2 separate regions of the Homo sapiens genome follow, and region 1 is linked to region 2. Evidence: read pairs that join two places in POLR2A ChIA-PET (ENCODE). Cell type or tissue: IMR-90. All regions are shown on one strand. Each heading gives the region's core, and the rest is flanking DNA. Links, peaks and the distances in the headings are about the cores only.

What was found. ChIA-PET counts read pairs that join two places held together with the same protein. Peaks named below come from ENCODE experiments on the same cell type or tissue, not always from the same donor. Only the 100,000 strongest peaks of a DNase experiment are listed, where the experiment ranks them.
Region 1: POLR2A ChIA-PET joins it to region 2 with 10 read pairs; 3 of 35 experiments call an interaction of 5 or more read pairs at or near these places.

The regions. Positions count from the first base shown.
Region 1 is chr10:86,927,593-86,936,479 of GRCh38, reverse strand. It overlaps MMRN2 (multimerin 2), which reads left to right. Exons shown (of 7, transcript NM_024756.3): 7 at 1-940. BMPR1A (bone morphogenetic protein receptor type 1A) reads right to left here. Exons shown (of 13, transcript NM_004329.3): 13 at 8,511-8,887. Among named protein-coding and RNA genes, the nearest start is that of MMRN2, 26 kb to the left of the region's middle. In IMR-90, for the core only: no CTCF peak of the experiment used is centred there; a DNase peak (open chromatin) is centred at 4,379.
Region 2 is chr10:87,063,596-87,072,482 of GRCh38, reverse strand. GLUD1 (glutamate dehydrogenase 1) reads left to right here. Exons shown (of 13, transcript NM_005271.5): 5 at 4,326-4,420. Among named protein-coding and RNA genes, the nearest start is that of GLUD1, 27 kb to the left of the region's middle. In IMR-90, for the core only: no CTCF peak of the experiment used is centred there; no DNase peak of the experiment used is centred there.

The DNA.
Region 1 (8,887 bases), core at 288-8,287, 140 kb after region 2:
GCACGGCCTGGGCTCCAACTCTTCACCACACCCTGTATTCTACAACTTCTTTGGTGTTTTGCTCCTCCTGTGGTTGGAAACTTCTGTACAACACTTTAAACTTTTCTCTTGCTTCCTCTTCTCTTCTCCCTTATCGTATGATAGAAAGACATTCTTCCCCAGGAGGAATGTTTAAAATGGAGGCAACATTTTGGCCAACATTGGAAAGCACTAGAGGGCAATGGGATTAAACCAACCTGCTTGGTCTCTATTAGTCAGTAATGAAGACGACAGCCTGGCCAACCAAGGGAAAGGAAATTAGTATCTTTAGTTTCAGTCATTCCTTGTAGGATATGGTTTAGCTGTGCCCCCACCTAAAATATCATCTTGAATTGTAATCCCTATAATCCCCACATCAAGGGAGAGATCAGGTGGAGGTAATTGGATCTTGGGGGCGGTTCCCCCATGCTGTTCTTGTGATAGTTCTCACGAGATCTGATGATTTTATAAGTTTGATAGTTCCTCCTGTGTTCATTCTCCTTCCTGCCACCTTGTGAAGATGCCTTGGTTCCTCTTCACTGTCTGCCATGATTGTAAGTTTCCTGAGGCCTCCCCAGCCATGTGGAACAGTGAGTCAATTAAACCTCTTTCCTTTATAAATTATCCAGTCTTGGGCAATTCTTGATAGCAGTGTGAAAATGGACTAATACACTTGTGTTTATCTGTAATTTAAATTTCATGTCTTTTTCTCCTTGCCTTACATAGGGTAAAGACCAAGAAATGCCAAACGTGAACTAAAATATGTAGGGCCTTCAACTTTTTTACTTCCTCCAGTATCTTAGGACCATCGTAATTCTTGTTAGCATCTCTAACCAGGAGGCAGCTGAGGGAGGAGGGAAAGAAGACTGTAAAAATCCCCCTCACTAATGATCAACTTTGGAATAAAGTGATGCCCTTCAAATCTCTGCCTCATTTACTTCTGGAGGGCAAAAATAATTGGTAGAGTAGGTAAAAAAAACATGGGACAACGTGAAACTATGTGGGTAAATGTGACTGATTATTCCAGGCCCTGTTATGTAGAATGATTTCCGTTTATTCTATATAAAACACTTGGAAGTTTCCACACTAGGCAAAGATACTAATACTGGACTAGACAGTACAGCTCATAGCTGCAATTATTCCTGTAATATACCAGCATATGGTTTTCAAAAAAGTTCAGATCCTATAGCAAACTGGCCTGAGAAAACAGTCATCTAGCTATCAGAAACAAGGTTTTTTTTGGTATTAAGTACTCAAAATTTGTTGAATATAGTCTTCTCTATAAGAAAATCAGATTGCTGAGGCAGGAGAATCGGTTGAACCCGGGAGGCGGAGGTTGCAGTGAGCTGAGATGGTGACACTGCACCCCAGCCTGGGAGACAGAGCGAGACTCTGTCTCAAAAAAAAAAAAAAAAAAAAATCAGACTGGACTTCGTAGTGAGTTGCTTGTTGGCGTTAACAAGGTTATCAGCACTTCTCATTGTTTGCTAGGAGTTATTACTTCACTTGTTCCTCAGAATTTATTTAGCACTAAGTTTTGTGCACTCAATGTGCTAAAACATCGGTGTTAAAAGGAACAGTATGCCAGGCCACACTGCTCATGTTTGACCTGGGGTAAATCACAACCTCTCTTGAACTTTGTCTTTAGTGTGAGGTGGTTGATCTTACAGCTCTAATTAGGTATTCTGGCATTCTTTTTTGAGACGGAGTCTTGCTCTGTCACCCACGCTGGAGTGCAGTGGCGCAATCTCAGCTCACTGCAACCTCTGCCTCCCAGGCTCAAGCAATTCTCCTGCCTCAGCCTCTCGAGTAACTGGGATTAGAGGCACCCACCACTATGCCCGCCTAATTTTTGTATTTTTAGTAGAGACAGGGTTTCACCATGTTGGCCAGGCTGGTCTTGAATTCCTGACCTCAAATGATCCTCCCACCTCAGCCTCCCAAAGTGCTGGGATTACAGGTGTGGGCCACCACGCCTGGCCTCTGGCATTTTATTATCTTAACCACAGGTTTAAGTATCACCCACCCCCGGTGCAGCTCTCAGTTACCAAGACCAATTCTGCCCCAAGGCATGAAGCAGACGGCCACGCCAGAACAAAGATTAGAAGCCCAGTAGCAGGTGAGCCTTGCTGCTGCAGACTGTGCTGTGTCTTCTTTCTGCTCAATCATGCAGTGACTGGTCAGGCTCTGCTGTTAACAGTTGAGACATTAGGTAATGCAGTCTTATCCTTTGGAAGTTACTGCCCATAGTAAATGAAGTGAATTGATCCCTTCTGGAAGGGGTACATGTCATCCAACCCTCATACAGTTGGTCCTCTTTGAGAGGAAGATTATACATGAAAGTGCTAACGGGCAAGCTCTGCCAACAGCATGGATGTGTCACTCCAGAAGTTTCTGGGATGAGAACTAGAGAAATGGTTCTTCTGGACAGGGTGTTTTCCATGCAACAAAACATATATGACTGCATTTCACAAAACCTTAACATCAAGTTTAAGGGCAAATTTTCTGTTTAAACGGTCCTAAAATTAGGACCCCCCCCCCAGATTAGCAAGACTTCTGAAGTTCATCTGATAGACTTCCTGTCTCCACCTGGGTGGAGGCTCCTCCTGTCCTGCAAGCAGACCCCCCGTTACCCAGACCAGCGGTCAGCACCCTCACTGTGGCACCCAAAACACCACAATGGACGGAGCACACGGTGGTACCTGCAAACCTGATGTGGAAAAAATATTTTAAAATCCCCAAATTGGTGGCTCATGCCTGTAATCTCAGCACTTTGGGAGGCCGAGGCGGGTGGATCACCTGAGGTCACGAGTTCAAGACCAGCCTGGCCAATGTGATGAAACCCCATCTCTACTAAAAATATAAAAATTAGCCAGGCGTGGTGGCGGGTGCTTGTAATCCCCACTACTCGGGAGGCTGAGGCAGGAGAATCACTTGAACCTGGGATGCAGAAGTTGCAATGAGCTGAGATCGAGCCGTTGCACTCCAGCCTGCGCAACAAGAGTGAATGAAACTCCATCTCAAAAAAAAAAAAAAAAATCTCCAATTGGAAAACAAGAGACGGTACCATAAGTACATCAGGACATTTTAGTAATTCCTGAAAAATAGAAGGGATCAGGTCTGAAATGAAACAGCAACAGGAAATCATGACCCCAAACATGTGAGACTGCTGGGGAGATGGGAGTGATTTGGGCGGAGCCCCAAACTCAAACCCAGCCCTTGAGACATGTTGGGGAGGCAAGGGTTGAAAAACTAACTGTTGGGTACTATGTTCAGTATGTGGGTGATGGCATCAATCATACCACAAACCTTAGCATCACACAACATACCTAGGTAACAGATCTGTACATGTAGCCCCTGAATCTAAAATAAAAGTTGAAAAAAAACAATAACAAAAACCAACCCTAAAACAGTTCAACCATCACCACAAGGAAAAAAATAAACACACTTGGGGTCACTGTGTGCCAGAACTCCAGCCCTGCCGTCAGCCCTGAACCCCAGGTACACAGCAGCTGCTGGGCCTCTGGAAGCAGGGAGCCCCCATACTCTGACAAACATGCCCTTAACAAACCCACAGGGGCCAATCCCAAGTTGTCTGCAGAAACCACAACATAATGTCAAAGTCACTCCTACTGTTAGATTTTATTTCAGAAGCAGTGTGAAGAGGCTACATAGCTCGTGACATGTTGCTTAGAACTCTCCTTTTCTCAGCCTCTGCACCCTGTTATGTCTTTAGCTCAAAAACAGAAAAGCTCTCCCTGCTGTAGCCTGAGCACCACCCTCCTTCCATCCCCTCCATCAAGAAAGCTCCCCAAACCTGGCTTGACAATTACTCAGCTCTCTTGGAGCGGGTAGTGGACGTGGATGAATGCAGTAGGGAAAGCCAGAATCCTTTTGAGAAGGAAAGGGGAAATGAGGCCAGCATGGTGGCTCATGCCTGTAATCATAGCCCTTTGGGAGGCTGAGGCGGGAGGATCGCTTGAGGCCCAAAGTTTGAGGTTGAAGTGAGCTATGACTGTGCCACTGTACTCCAGCCTGGGTGACAGAGTGAGACCCTATCTCAAACAAACAAAAAACCCAACCACACCAAAATAACAATTAGCAAAACTTCAGTAAGGTCTATAGATTATGGTATTGTTGGTCATTGCTATTGTATCAATGTGAACTTTCCTGGTTCTGATAATTGTACATAATTGGTTAAGTAATAGAACATCCCTGAAGTATTTAGGGATAAAGGGGTATTAGCTCTGTAATTTGCTTCTAATAGGTCAGAAAAAAATGTGTGCATACACGATACATGGACATTACAAACATTACAAGATGAGTCTCTGTGATTCCTGTACACACACACACAGAATGACAAAGCAATTGTGCAATGTTAGCAGTTTATGAATCTGGGTGAAGGGTAAATGGCAGTCCTTATACTATTGATGAAACTTTAATGGAAGCCTGGAATCATTTCAAAATAAAACATTTGGCTGTTGAAATAAACTCAGATGGGCTGACAAAAGTAGAAGGTAGGATGAAACATATGAGAAGCATAGTAACAATTATGGAAGAAACATCTAGGGGACCTGAGATTTGTTCTAGAAAGTTCTAGAAAGAGAAAAGGAAAAGAAAGAAAAAAGGGAAGAAACAAAAGAAATAATGGGAGAAAATTTCCCAGGTCTAAGAAAAGATCCCATTAGTACTAAGAAACAGAATGAATATATTTAGATATGGCCAGTTTCAACTTCCAACATCAATAATAAAAAGAAAATTCTATTTCTTGAAAATAAGTTAACCTGTATAACATGTCACTTATTAGATCCACATCAGACTTCTCACTGGTGACAAGGGATGCTAGAAGATCATGGAGTATCATCTTCAGAGTTAGATTCTATCTCCAGCTGAACTCCTAGCCAAGTATGAGGACAGGATCAAGTAATAAAAATTGCTTTTGAAATGTCTTGATTAAAATCCCTCCCACAGCAGTGTAGGTCTTTCAGTGGAGACTTCCAATTTTTTATGTTTTTCAACACTGACCTGCATTTCAGTCATACAGTAGAGCAACAGATGTCATCATCTGGATTCTAAACTGGCTTTTAAAAATGGCTCTTCCATTAAAGAAAAACAAGGGGGCCCAATATTTTCTTCACATTGCTTGAATATATATATATATATGTGTGTGTGTGTGTGTGTATATATATATATATATTTTTTTTTCTTTTTTTTTTTTTGAGAGACGGAGTCTTGCTCTGTTGCCCAGCCTGGAATGCAGTGGTGCGATCTCAGCTCACTGCAACCTCCGCCTCCTGGGTTCAAGTGATTCTCCTGCCTCAGCTTCCCAAGGAGCTGGGACTACAGGCGAGTACCACCACACCCAGCTAATTTTTGTACCTTAGAGACAGGGTTTCACTATATGTTGGCCAGGCTGCTCCTGACCTCAGGTGGTCTGCCCGCCTCAGCCTCCCAGAGTGCTGGGATTAGAGGCATTAGCCACTGCACCCAGCCAAAAATATTTTCAATATAAACATTCCATATTGATTTTCACTTTGAGCTTCCTGCATAATGTTTAGAATGTGAGCCAGGCATGGTGGCATGGTCCCAGCTACTCAGGAGGCTGAGGTGGGAGGATGGCTTGAGATCAGGAGTTTGAGGCTACAGTGCGTTATGATTATGCCTGTGAACAGCCACTGCACACTAGCCTGGGTGACAGTGCAAGACTGTCTCTAAAAAAGACAAAATTAGGATATAAGCACTGAGGTGGATGTAGCGACATTGAGAGATATGGAATTGACTTAGATTTCATTTGAACAAAGACCAAGAAGCTGCTAAGATTCAGAGGAGCAATAGGTTGATGGAATATGTGAATTAACAATTCCTATGTCAAAAGGAGATTATGGGCTGGGCGCAGTGGCTCACGCCTATAATCCCAGCACTCTGGAAGGCCAAGGTGGGCAGATCACCTGAGGTTGGGAGTTCGAGACCAGCCTGGCCCACATGGTAAACCCCGTCTCTACTAAAAATACAAAATTAGCTGAGTGTGGTGGTGCACGCCTGTAATCCCAACTTCTCAGGTGGCTGAGGCAGGAGAATTGCTTTAACCCGGGAGGTGGAGGTTGCAGTGAGCTGGGATCACCCCATTGCGCTCCAGCCTGGGTGACAGAGCGAGACTCCACCTAAAAAAAAAAAGAAAAAAAGATTATGAATGAACCTTTCAGCCCTAGTCCTTGCTCCCTTCCAAAAATATTTTTTGTATGTGCCACTGCACTTGAAATAAGCCGCCATCTGGATCCCAGCATCGAGGTGACTCTCCCACTTCTGCTTATACCAGCACTCACACATTTAAGTCTCCATGCCTGCAGCAGTGCCGCTGATAGTAGGTGGCCTCTGCTCACTGCTGGCCACTTTCAGCGGTTTATGTCCACCCAGTCAAGACTGTATGCTCCAAGCGCTGAGCCAAGGCTGTGTAGGAGCGTGCACCTAACTTGATATAAGGATGACATGTCAGAAATGGTCAATATGCTACTACTATCAGCAAATGTTTCTCCAAGTGAAAACTTAGTAACTGACTTACTGTCTGCTTGAAACTATCTACAAGGATTAAACCTATTTTGGAAGAACAAGGATTAGACAATTCTGTTTCTTAATGTCTGCTCTGTTAATAATATTAAAGAAACCTTGGAATGGAGCAGTGAGACTAACAGATTGCTGGAAAGGAGAAATGAATACATTTATTCAGTGTTTCCACAGACAGAAGGAAAGCTGGCAAGCATTTGCAGTTCCCAGAAATCACTGAGTCTTCTTTACCAGGCTGCATCAGAGCGCCTGCGATTATTCTGAGAAACTTACAATGACACTGAACAGAGACTCCCGTGAGGAATCTGTAAGAGGCTATCTTCAGACACGCATTTCTTTTGAGGAACAATAATCAGTGCCACATCGCGTCTGTGATTTAACATGTTCAGTTCCCTAGGAAAAGGCAGCAGAAGGCACACTGCTGGGATGAATTCACATACACCTGAAAACAGCCCTGACTGGCGGTGGGACTCAGTGCAGGTGGGAAAATGACAAGAAAGTATTGCACAGGAGGAGGAAAGCTATCCAAGGCTTCACTTCCCATTGCAGCAGGAGCATCTTAAGGCCAGGTAAATGCATCCCATCGCTCTAAGCTCATGAACTGCTAGCAGGAATGAAAATGAAAAGCTTTGTGAGTAGCAATATGGCAATGTTTTCCAAGAACCTTAGTTTTTCCATCTTAAAGGATCTTTTAAAAGTTCATATCCACTAGTCTCATTTTCAGAAATGTAATATAAGAAAATAAAGATTTATGTATAAGGATGCTTAATATCTATTTTTCAAAACAATGAAAATAATCCAAATATTCAATAGGGGATTGAGCACAGAAATTACTCCATCTTCTTAGTCAAATATTGTGCAGTCATTAAAAAAAAAGTTCTCAATGGCTATTTAATGGCATACTAGGATCCTAATATTACAAAAAATGCAACATAAAAAAGAATAAGGCCGGGTGCAGTGGCTCACTCCTGTAATCCCAGCACTTTGGGAGGCTGAGGTAGGCAGATCACTTGAGGTCAGGAGTTCGAGACCAGCCTGGGCCAACATGGTGAAACCGCATCTCTACTAAAATACAAAAATTAGCCGGGCGTGGTGGTGCACACCTGTAATCCCGGCTACTTGGGAGGCTGAGGCAGGAGAATCACTTGAACCCAGGGGGCAGAGGTTGCACTGAGCCGAGATCGCGCTACTGCACTCCACCCTGAGTGACAGAGCAAGACTCTCTCAAAAAAAAAGATTGAAAAGAAACACTCAAATGTATATAGTGATAATGTCTGGCAATAGAATTTTGAGTGATTTTTATTTGCTTTATTATTTGCTGTTGTTTCCCAAATTTTCTGCCATGAGTACATTTCCATAATCAGAAAACAATGTTTTGGCCAGGCATGGTGGCTCATGCCTGTAAGCTCAGCACTTTGGGAGGCCAAGGCAAGTGGGCCACCTGAGGTCAGGAGTTCGAGACCAGCCTGGCCAACATGGTGAAACCCTGTCTCTATTAAAAATACAAAAAATTAGCCAGGCATGGTGGCAAACACCTGTAGTTCCAGCTATTCGGGAGGCTGAGGCAGGAGAATTGCTTGAACCCAGGAGGCAAAGGTTGCAGTGAGCTGAGATCGTGCCATTGCACTCCAGCCTGGGCAACAAGAGCAAAACTCCGTCTCAAAAAAAAAAAAAAAAAAAGGAAAAAGAAAACAATGTTTTGTCTTGTTTTTTAAAGGAAAAACCCCTGCACCGTGATAGGTTTAGAAGTTCTCTATCTCCACAGGGCAAGCGTGTACCTACCTGTGCTCCATACTGGGTTTCTGGTAGTTGAAGTGTACATCTCAGGAACATATGTATATACACTAACTTAATCATTACAAAAATCTCAACAGATGACTTCTGATGCACAATACCGTCTGAGTGTAGCATCACAAAACACATCACTAAAGTATACTAAAATAAGGTTATTTACTTCAAAATGATACATTGGACATAATCTGTATATAGAACAAAGCAAGTAATGGTAAACTCTTAAGGCACCTTTTAAACCAGATGCTGTACAAAATACATTTAGTGTGTTACACGTCAAAGACGAATCTATATTTTTGGTGTTTTACAACTGCCTGATAAAACTGCTTGCTTTTACCCTTCTTTCAATGCCTATGTACAGTTTCCCCTAATGAAGCAATAATGATATTTCCATTTTATACAATATATACTACATTTTAGTTTTTAAATGGGCCAGGACAAAGGTCACTAAAAGGGCTTAAATAATTCCATAGAAAACAGAATACAGAGCATAAGCTAAAATTACAATAGTTAATCC
Region 2 (8,887 bases), core at 545-8,544:
GATGTTATTTATCTGTTATTTCCTGACTGCCCATTCCACAGAGAGTGTCAGATTGAGGCTCAGACCTGAGCCTGAACCCTGATCCTGTCACATGTGTGTTTAGCATCAGCTTGTAAATTTCTGCAAAACAAAAGAAAAAAAGAGGCTGGGATTTTTATAGGAATTTCATTGAATCTGTACACTAATTTGTGGAGTATTGCCATCTTCCCCACCCTCCCCAAAAAGGTTTTGTCCTTTCACCCAGGCTGGAGTACCAGACAGCAGTCACTGCAACCTTGACCTCCTGGGCTCAAGCAATCCTCTCACCTCACCCTCCCAAGTAGCTAGAACCACAGGGGTGTGCAACTGTGCCTAGCTAATTTTTTAATTTTTTGTGGAGACACGGTCTCATCACGTATCCCAGACTGGTCTCAAACTCCTGAGCTCAAGCAGTCTTCCCACCTCAGCTTCCCAAAATTCTGGGATTATAGGCATGAGCCACTGCACCTGACCAGTATTGCCATCTTAACCATATTAAGCCTTCCAATGCTGAATATGAGATGTCTTTCCATTTATTTAGGTCTCTTGATTTCTTTCAATGATGTTTTGTAGTTCTCATTGTAGAAGTCTTACATAGAAGTCTTACAACTAAATATTTTACTCCTTTTAATGCTATTGTAAGTGACATTGGTCTATAGTTTTCTTATGATGTCTTTGTCTAGTCTTTGTATCAGGACAATTCTAGCCTCATGGAATGAGTTGAGGAGTGTTCCTTCCTCTTCTGCTTTTGGAAAAGCTTTTGAAAGGTCAATGTTCATTCTCTTGTGTGAGTGTAAATATCACCTAAGTTCTGCAGGACCCTGATGTCTCCACCCTTCTCATCCCCTTATATCTCTGTGTACCAAAATTACCCTTTCATCTCCTACTCTATAGTCACATGCTGTTAGAAAAGTTGCTTTTTTAAAAAAGATTAACTTCTGCCTCATACCTGTTCTCTATATAAGAATTTATCTGTTAGGCCAAGCATGGTGGCTCATGCCTGTAATCCCAGCACTTTGGGAGGCTGAGGCGGGTGGATCACCTGAGGTCAGGAGTTCGAGACCAGCCTGGCCAACATGGTAAAACCCCGTCTCTACTAAAAATAAAAAAAAATTAGCCAGGCAGGTACCTGTAATCCCAGCTACTCAGGAGGCTGAGGCAGGAGAATTGCTTGAACCTGGAAGGCGGAGGTTGCAGTGAGCCGAGATCATGCCATTGTACTCCAGCCTGGGCAGCAAGAGTGTAACTCCTTCTCAAAACATAAAAATTAAAAAAAAACAAAAAGAATATATCTGTTATTCAGGAACTACTTGTTTTTTGTTTTTGTTTTTGTTTTGAGACAGAGTCTTGCTGTGTCACCCAGGCTGGAGTGTAGTGGCACGATCTCAGCTCACTGCAAGCTCCGCCTCCCGGGTTCACGCCATTCTCCTGCCTCAGCCTCCCAAGAAGCTGGGACTACAGGCGCCCGCCACCACGCCCGGCTAATTTTTTGTATTTTTAGTAGAGACAGGGTTTCACTGTGTTAGCCAGGATGGTCTCGATCTCCTGACCTTGTGATCCACTCACCTCGGCCTCCCAAAGTGCTAGGATTACAGGCATGAGCACCGCACCCGGCCTCAGGAACTACTTGTAATCTGTGCATCCCTATACATTAGTTTTGTATGGAGTAGAAAACTCATAAGCCTAATAACTAATACCTTGTGATTTTGTTTTGGATGGCAGAAGCTGTTTCACGTTTAGCATGTATAGACTGTTTTTGAGAAGGATTTTATCATTACGTGTTTCTGATTTACAAACCATGTGTTTCAGACTTGCCACTTGCCAGAGCCCTTCTCCAATTGGAATTGTTTTTTGTTTTTTTGATTTTGAGACAGAGTCTCGCTCTGTCACCAGGCTGGAGCTCAGTGGCGTGATCTCGGCTCACTGCAACGTCTGCCTCCCTGGTTCAAGCAATTCTCCTGCCTCAGCCTCCCGAGTAGCTGGGACTATGGGCATGTGCCTCCACCCCCAGCTAATTTTTGTATTTTTAGTAGAGACGGGGTTTTACCACGTTGGCCAGGATGGTCTCTCTCTCTTGACCTCGTGATCAGCCCACCTCGGCCTCCCAAAGTGCTGGGATTACAGGCGTGAGCCACCGCGCCCAGCCGGTTTTTTGTTTTTTAAATGTATTGTTTAATCAAGACAGGATCTCACTATGTTGCCCAGGCTTGTCTCAAATTCCTGGACTCAAGCCATCCTCCTGCCTCGGCCTCCCAAAGTGCTGGGATTACAGGCATAAGCCACTGCCCCGGCCTAGTTGGAATTGTTGTTTGAGGTAACAAGCTTATTTAATCCTAAAGCAAGCATAATCCTTTTGTAGTTACCTCTAGAAAGATTCAGGACCAATTTGTCATTTGTACATTGGGAGAAAAGGAGTGGTTAAACAAAGTTGTGCTGACCTCCAGCAGAGGTATGTCACTAAAGGAATGGAAAGTGAGCAAATAGGAGCTGGAGAGCGCCAGAGAGCCCTTTTGTCAGTGGATGAGGCTAGAATATGGCATTAATCTTTCCAAGTGCAGTGGGGATTAGACTTCACAAGATTTTGTTGTTGTTGTTGTTGTTGTTGTCGTCATTGACTTCATGAGATTTTTAAGGTGACTAAGGGAAGGGTGCTAAGACATAGAGTTACAGATTAGGTGGGAGGTGGAGAGGGTCAGGGTATAAAAAGCGATCCTTGACCATTTCAAAGTTATCTTATACTAGCCCTGTATCCATTACATCACAGCTTGTTCAAAAAAGTTTATTATTTAGGCCTTGGGCCCCTGAGTTATAGAAAAACATTACAATATACTGATTCTGTTGACTAAAAAGTAAAATTTATAGGAATAATTGGGTACAGCCCTTAGAACTTTAATTATTTTATGGGGAGACATAATAGTTTAATAGTTTAACTTTTTTTTTTTTTTTTTTTGAAACAGAGTCTTACTCTGTCGCCCAGGCTAGAGTGCACTGGCGCGATCTTGGCTCACTGCAACACCCCCCACCTCCATTCAAGCGATTCTCCTGCCTCAGCCTCCGGAGTAGCTGGGATTACAGACATGTGCCACCACGCCCGGCTAATTTTTGTATTTTTAGTAAAGGCAGGGTTTCACCATGTTGGTCAGGCTGGTCTCAAACTCCTGACCTCGTGATCCGCCCTCCTCAGCCTCCCAAGGTGCTGGGATTACAGGCATGCGCCACTGTGCTCAGCCTAATAGTTTAACCATTTTTTAAGTTGCGTTTTTCGTTTTGTAAAAACGAGTTTGTATTTTACAGTTGAAATAATATAGAAAGTTATAAACTATATATATGGCAGGGAAGAGAAAAAAATTATAAGTGGGAACATGTTATACATGCTGTATGAAACCTGCCTTTTTCCATATGTATGTTCATGATAATTCCAAGTAATTTACATGGATATAAGTTACCCTTTTTAATGGCTGTTTAGTACTTTGCATAGGTATACCATATTTCATTTAATTGGCATACAAGATAATTAGGTTGTTTTTATTTTTACTGTGTTTGAGAGGAGTATTTCTGCACCTTTACAGATTTGAGTGAGCATCACTTAACATGTTTTTATCAGAGATCTTACTGTAGCCGTCAGTAGTAGTATAGTCAGTGATTCCTGTTATTGCCTGTAAGCTAATTTATTAGCCTAAACCTTTAATTTCCTATGATCTGAGGAACTGAAAGCTAAGGCCTAAAACCTTATATGTGCTGAATGTCGAATAATAGGTCACAGCCACATTCTTCCACAAGTAAAAATAATATGGGGCTTAACACAATTGCTTTAGCAATATGACCTTCTCCCCTTTTTCTCTACTTGATAAGGAGGGCTTATACCCCCACTAAGCAGCATGTTACTCTGCTATCTCATACATGTCAACTCCCTAACCATAATAATCCTGCTTATATAGAACACAATGGTACTGTTATCTCTAATTGCATGTTAGTGAAATGAGGTCAAGAGAGGCTAAACTGATTAACCTCTGGTCGCACACTCAGAAATCCTATGGAGTGGCTTATATCTGTTGTGCATAGCTAACTTCCAAACATACAGCAAGTAAATGCCAGAGGGAGAAATTATTATGTAATGTTGTATGTGTCTGCATTTTATAGTGAAACATTTAATGAATATTTCTATGACTTTGATTAGCTACCTAAATGAGATCTAAAGTTTTCTAGCCATGGTAACTTGGTTATTACAGAGACTTACAAGGATCTTTGTGTTCGAGAAGAATTTTTCTTAAAAACTGGTGCACTCCTCTTTCCCTGTGCCCCCGCAGGTCCTGGCATTGATGTGCCTGCTCCAGACATGAGCACAGGTGAGCGGGAGATGTCCTGGATCGCTGATACCTATGCCAGCACCATAGGGCACTATGTGAGTACCCACTGGAAGCCCCGAGGCTTCTGCATTTGCTGTCTACAAGAATTAACAGTTTGACTGATTATATCAAAAGTTGAGAATCCCTGGGTTTTTCTCTCATTCAATCATAATCTTGATGTGCATATTATTTTATGTCTACTTGTCTATTCTTAAATCGTAATGAACACAGATTGAGCTTTACTTATATGCTGCCCTATACTTGTCACTGGAACAGGACCAGGGCAGCCCACTGTGCTAAGACACTAGAACGTACATCAAGAAGCATCCAATTCTGATTTTTCCCTCAGAGGGCTTCCATTTAAAGAGGAACTAAGGTGCATAAGCAGATAAGGTATGGAAATAATGTAATACAACAGTGGAGATTATGAATTCTGAAATAAGACTTTCTAGAGGAGATATTTGGGCTAGACCTTGAAAATGGGTAGAATATGAACATTTAGAGATTTGGAGGATAAGAGGAAGAGAAACAATAGCGTTCAGTTTGTCTGAAGGTAAGGCATATTTATAAAGGTAATAGAAAGTAAGAGTGAGGGCTGGATGCAGTGGCTCATTCCCATAATTCCAGCACTTTGGGTGGCCAAGGCAGGTGGATCACTTGAGCCCAGGAGTTCGAGACCAGCCTGGACAACATGGGGAAACCCTGTCTTTCCAAAAAATACAAAAATTAGCCAAGCGTGGTGGTATACACCTATAATCCCAGCTACCTGGGAGGCATGCTTGAGCCCAGGAGGTTGAGGCTGCAGTGAGCTGTGGTTGCACCACAGCACTCCAGCCTGGGCAATAGAGTGAGACCCTGTCTCAAAACAAAAAAAAAGTAAGAATGAAGAGGTAAATGAACCAGGACAAAAACACCAAGCCCCAGTGTTTGTGTTTTACATGGTAGTCAGTGGAGAAATTTTGCTGATCCTTCCTGGGGAAGAATAGGCTGGCAGCAGTGTCCAGCTGTGCTGGCGCCAGGAGAGAACCTCCTATGGTGTCAGTGCCTTTCCACCAAGTCCAGGAGCCAGAGGACCAGGAGAGGAGCATTGCACATGTGAGGCACATGACAGAGAGACTCAGCAAAACTGGATTGGATATATGTGGAATTAAGGAAAGGGACCAGGCTGAGTCACAGAGAACCAGGAGAACCTGAGTCTGGGGACTGAGCAGAGGTAGTACCACAGAACTGAACATGAGAGGAAACTTAACTCCTGTCCCTGAAAGGGGTGCAACCTTAAAAAATGAAACATTTCAGGAGTAGGAAGAGAAACAGAGTCAAAAAATACATTTATGCCTACTACATGCAGGGCCATGTGTAAGCAAGGTATTCACTACAATTGGGATAAATTGCTAGAAGTTGTTTTGAAGCTATGAAAAAGAATCACAGGCCCATCCAGTCCTTTCAGTCCTTTCAAGGTAAGGTCAGAAAAAGCCTCCTAGGAGATAAAACCTTCTGGTCTGCACTTAGACGGGTGTGTGGACATGGACTAGGGTAGGGGTAGTGGCAAGTGTTTGGAACAGAAGGAATTACCTGAGGGAAGGTTCTGAAGTTCAGAAGCTGGGTGAACTTGGGAGGATAAGGACTGACTACTGTGGCCAGAGTTGAGAAAGAGAAAGGTGGGATAAGAAAGGCCAGTAGAAAAAAGGGTCAGGCCAGGTTACTGCTTGGTAGGTGACCATGAGAACTTTGGTCTTTGTCCTGAAAACACAGGGAAACAGCAAAGAGCTGGTTTCAAGCAGGTGTGACTCAGCTAAGTGTGCATTTGAAGACTTGAGGGCAGGAGACTACTACAGGGGCCCGGACTGCAAGGGGATATGAAGAGGGAAGCAGGGCATGAAATATAGCCTCCAACTAAGAAAAATGGCACCGGAGAGAAGCAGAAAGAAGACAGCTTGAAAAGTGGCTGTTACCCAGAGAAAAAGGTTTTTTTTGTCTTTTGGCATGTTTATTGGCTGTAAGACACAGATTTACCGGTGCAAGAGATAGACAATGCTGAAGAGATGCAGGCTGGTAGAGGTAGTGAAGTCCCCCAGGGGAATGAAGGCCTGGGGAATTCTTTTCATAGTGAAAAGATGGGCCTTGGAGAAGAGGAAGAATGTGGAAATGGGGACATTTCCTGAAGTGATGTCATGCTGTGGCTGGGAACATGGGCAGACCACCTGAAGTCCAACCCTGGCACCTTCACCCATCAGTGCTGTGACTTGGGAGTCTCTGTGCCTCCATTTCCTCCTATGCAAAATGACAGTAGTAATAGTACCTACTTTGTGAGACTCATGAGCATTAGATGAATAATAATCTAATGCACCTAGAACTGTACATAGCCCTTAGTAAGTATCAGAAAATAAATATCTGTAGGTATTACATCAGGTAAATTATACAACCCCCTGAAATAAAACAGGAACGATATAGACCCTTCAAATAATTGTGGTTTCAACTGCCCTTCCCAAAAGGACAGTTTTCCACCTGTCACCTTTTTATGCATCCTTCCCTTAGCCCTTGATTTTAGATTTCTTATCACTTGAAGGAAAACTGTTCACCAGTATAGTTCAAGGGGCCGTGCTTCACAGGACTTTCTCTTGCTGTTAGCACTGAGAATGAGCTACAAATAACATACTGCCCATTGGTTTGCACTATTCAATATAGTGTCTTGCTTAAAAAGAACAAGAGACCAGCTGGGCATAGTGGCTCACGCCTGTAATCCCAGCACTTTGGGAGGCGGAAGCAGGTGGATCACCTGAGATCAGGAGCTCATTTAGCAATGAGCTCTGGGTGTGGTATTTTTTTTTTTTTTTTTTTTTTTTTTTGAGACGGAGTCTCACTCTGTCACCCGATCTCAGGTCACCGCAACCTCCGCCTCCCGGGTTCAAGCAATTCTCCTGCCTCAGCCTCCCAAGTAGCTGGGATTACAGGTGCCTGCCACCATGCCCAGCTAATTTTTTTGTATTTTTAGTAGAGACGGTGTTTCACCATGTTGACCAGGCTGGACTCAGGTGAAGCAACTATACTGGTGAACAGTTTTCCCTCTTTAAGTGATAAGAAATCTAAAATCAAGCCCTAAAGGAAGGACACAGTTGTTTTTGTTACTCATTTCTAGATGTGAACTGAAACGTGCCGCCCTCTTTGTCCTAGCCCCACCTAGAAGTGCAGTGTAGGTGGGAGAATGTATTCTTCTCTGGGCTTTCAGGACCATTACGTATGCTGGGGAGCCTGGCAGTTGGCGCCAGGCCTGACCCCAGACAGTATTTCCTTCAGCTCCAGCATTTGCATTCTCACTGTTTAAAAGCATTTGGCACTCGGTTTGCATTTCTGTATTCATAAGTGTTAATTATTCATGAAAGCAAACTGTGGGAAAACTACTAATTCTATTAATCACTCTACTAGACTGAGTTTTTCTTCCTTGCTTTCATCCTTTTTGTTGGTAATTACACAAATAATATAATTCTAAGTTCTCTGTGTAAAAATATTTAAACAATACAGATAAAGAACAGATCACTTTTTAATTCAGCCAGCTGGAATGTTAGGGATATGTTGGGAGTTAGGGGTTTGGTGTGAAGTAGGGCATTTTATTTTGTTTACATGGAAAGCAAATTGCTTCAACAAATTTATTATTTTATACTTTTGCCACTGACTTAAAATTTTATATGAATTTTCATTTTATATTGATTGCCTATACAAAATAAGACTGTCTCTAGTTTCTCCTGCTCCACCGATGAGTTTACTCTGCAGTGTTCTCGTGGCCGTGCTTATAGTATAGTTGATGTCTTGGAAGGGAAGCCCTACTTAGCCCAATTCTTCTTTTTTCTAATTACACCTGTTTCTGTTTCTGAACAAGAATATACACACATCTTCAATTGAAAGAGGACAGGCCAGGCGCGGTGGCTCACGCCTGTAATCCCAGCACTTTGGGAGGCCGAGGCGGGTGGATCACGAGGTCAGGAGATCGAGACCATCCTGACTAACACAGGATGTTACTCTCTACTAAAAATACTCTACTCTACTAAATACCCCATCTCTACTAAAAATACAAAAAAATTAGCCGGGCGTGATGGTGGGTGCCTGTAGTCCCAGCTATCGGGAGGCTGAGGCAGGAGAATGGCGTGAACCCGGGAGATGGAGCTTGCAGTGAGCCGAAATTGCGCCACTGCACTCCAGCCTGGGTGACAGAGCGAGACTCCGTCTCAAAAAAAAAAAAGACAAAGAAAGAGGACAGAAAGATGGATGGTGAAGACTGTTAACCCCCATCTCCACTTTGCAGAGCTAACCACTGCTACCAAAGATACTCTGCTCACACAGAAGCACAGGACTCTTACCCACACATACCTTTTTAAAAATACTTCATTAAATACTTTCGTTACTCTACTCTTAGATGAACTTGAATGTCATGTTATATTAAGTATCAAGTTATATTAAAAACTTCCTTTTTCAAAAGTGGCAGAATACAACATTGAGTCTTCCCATCCAAGACAATTGTAAAGCCTCTT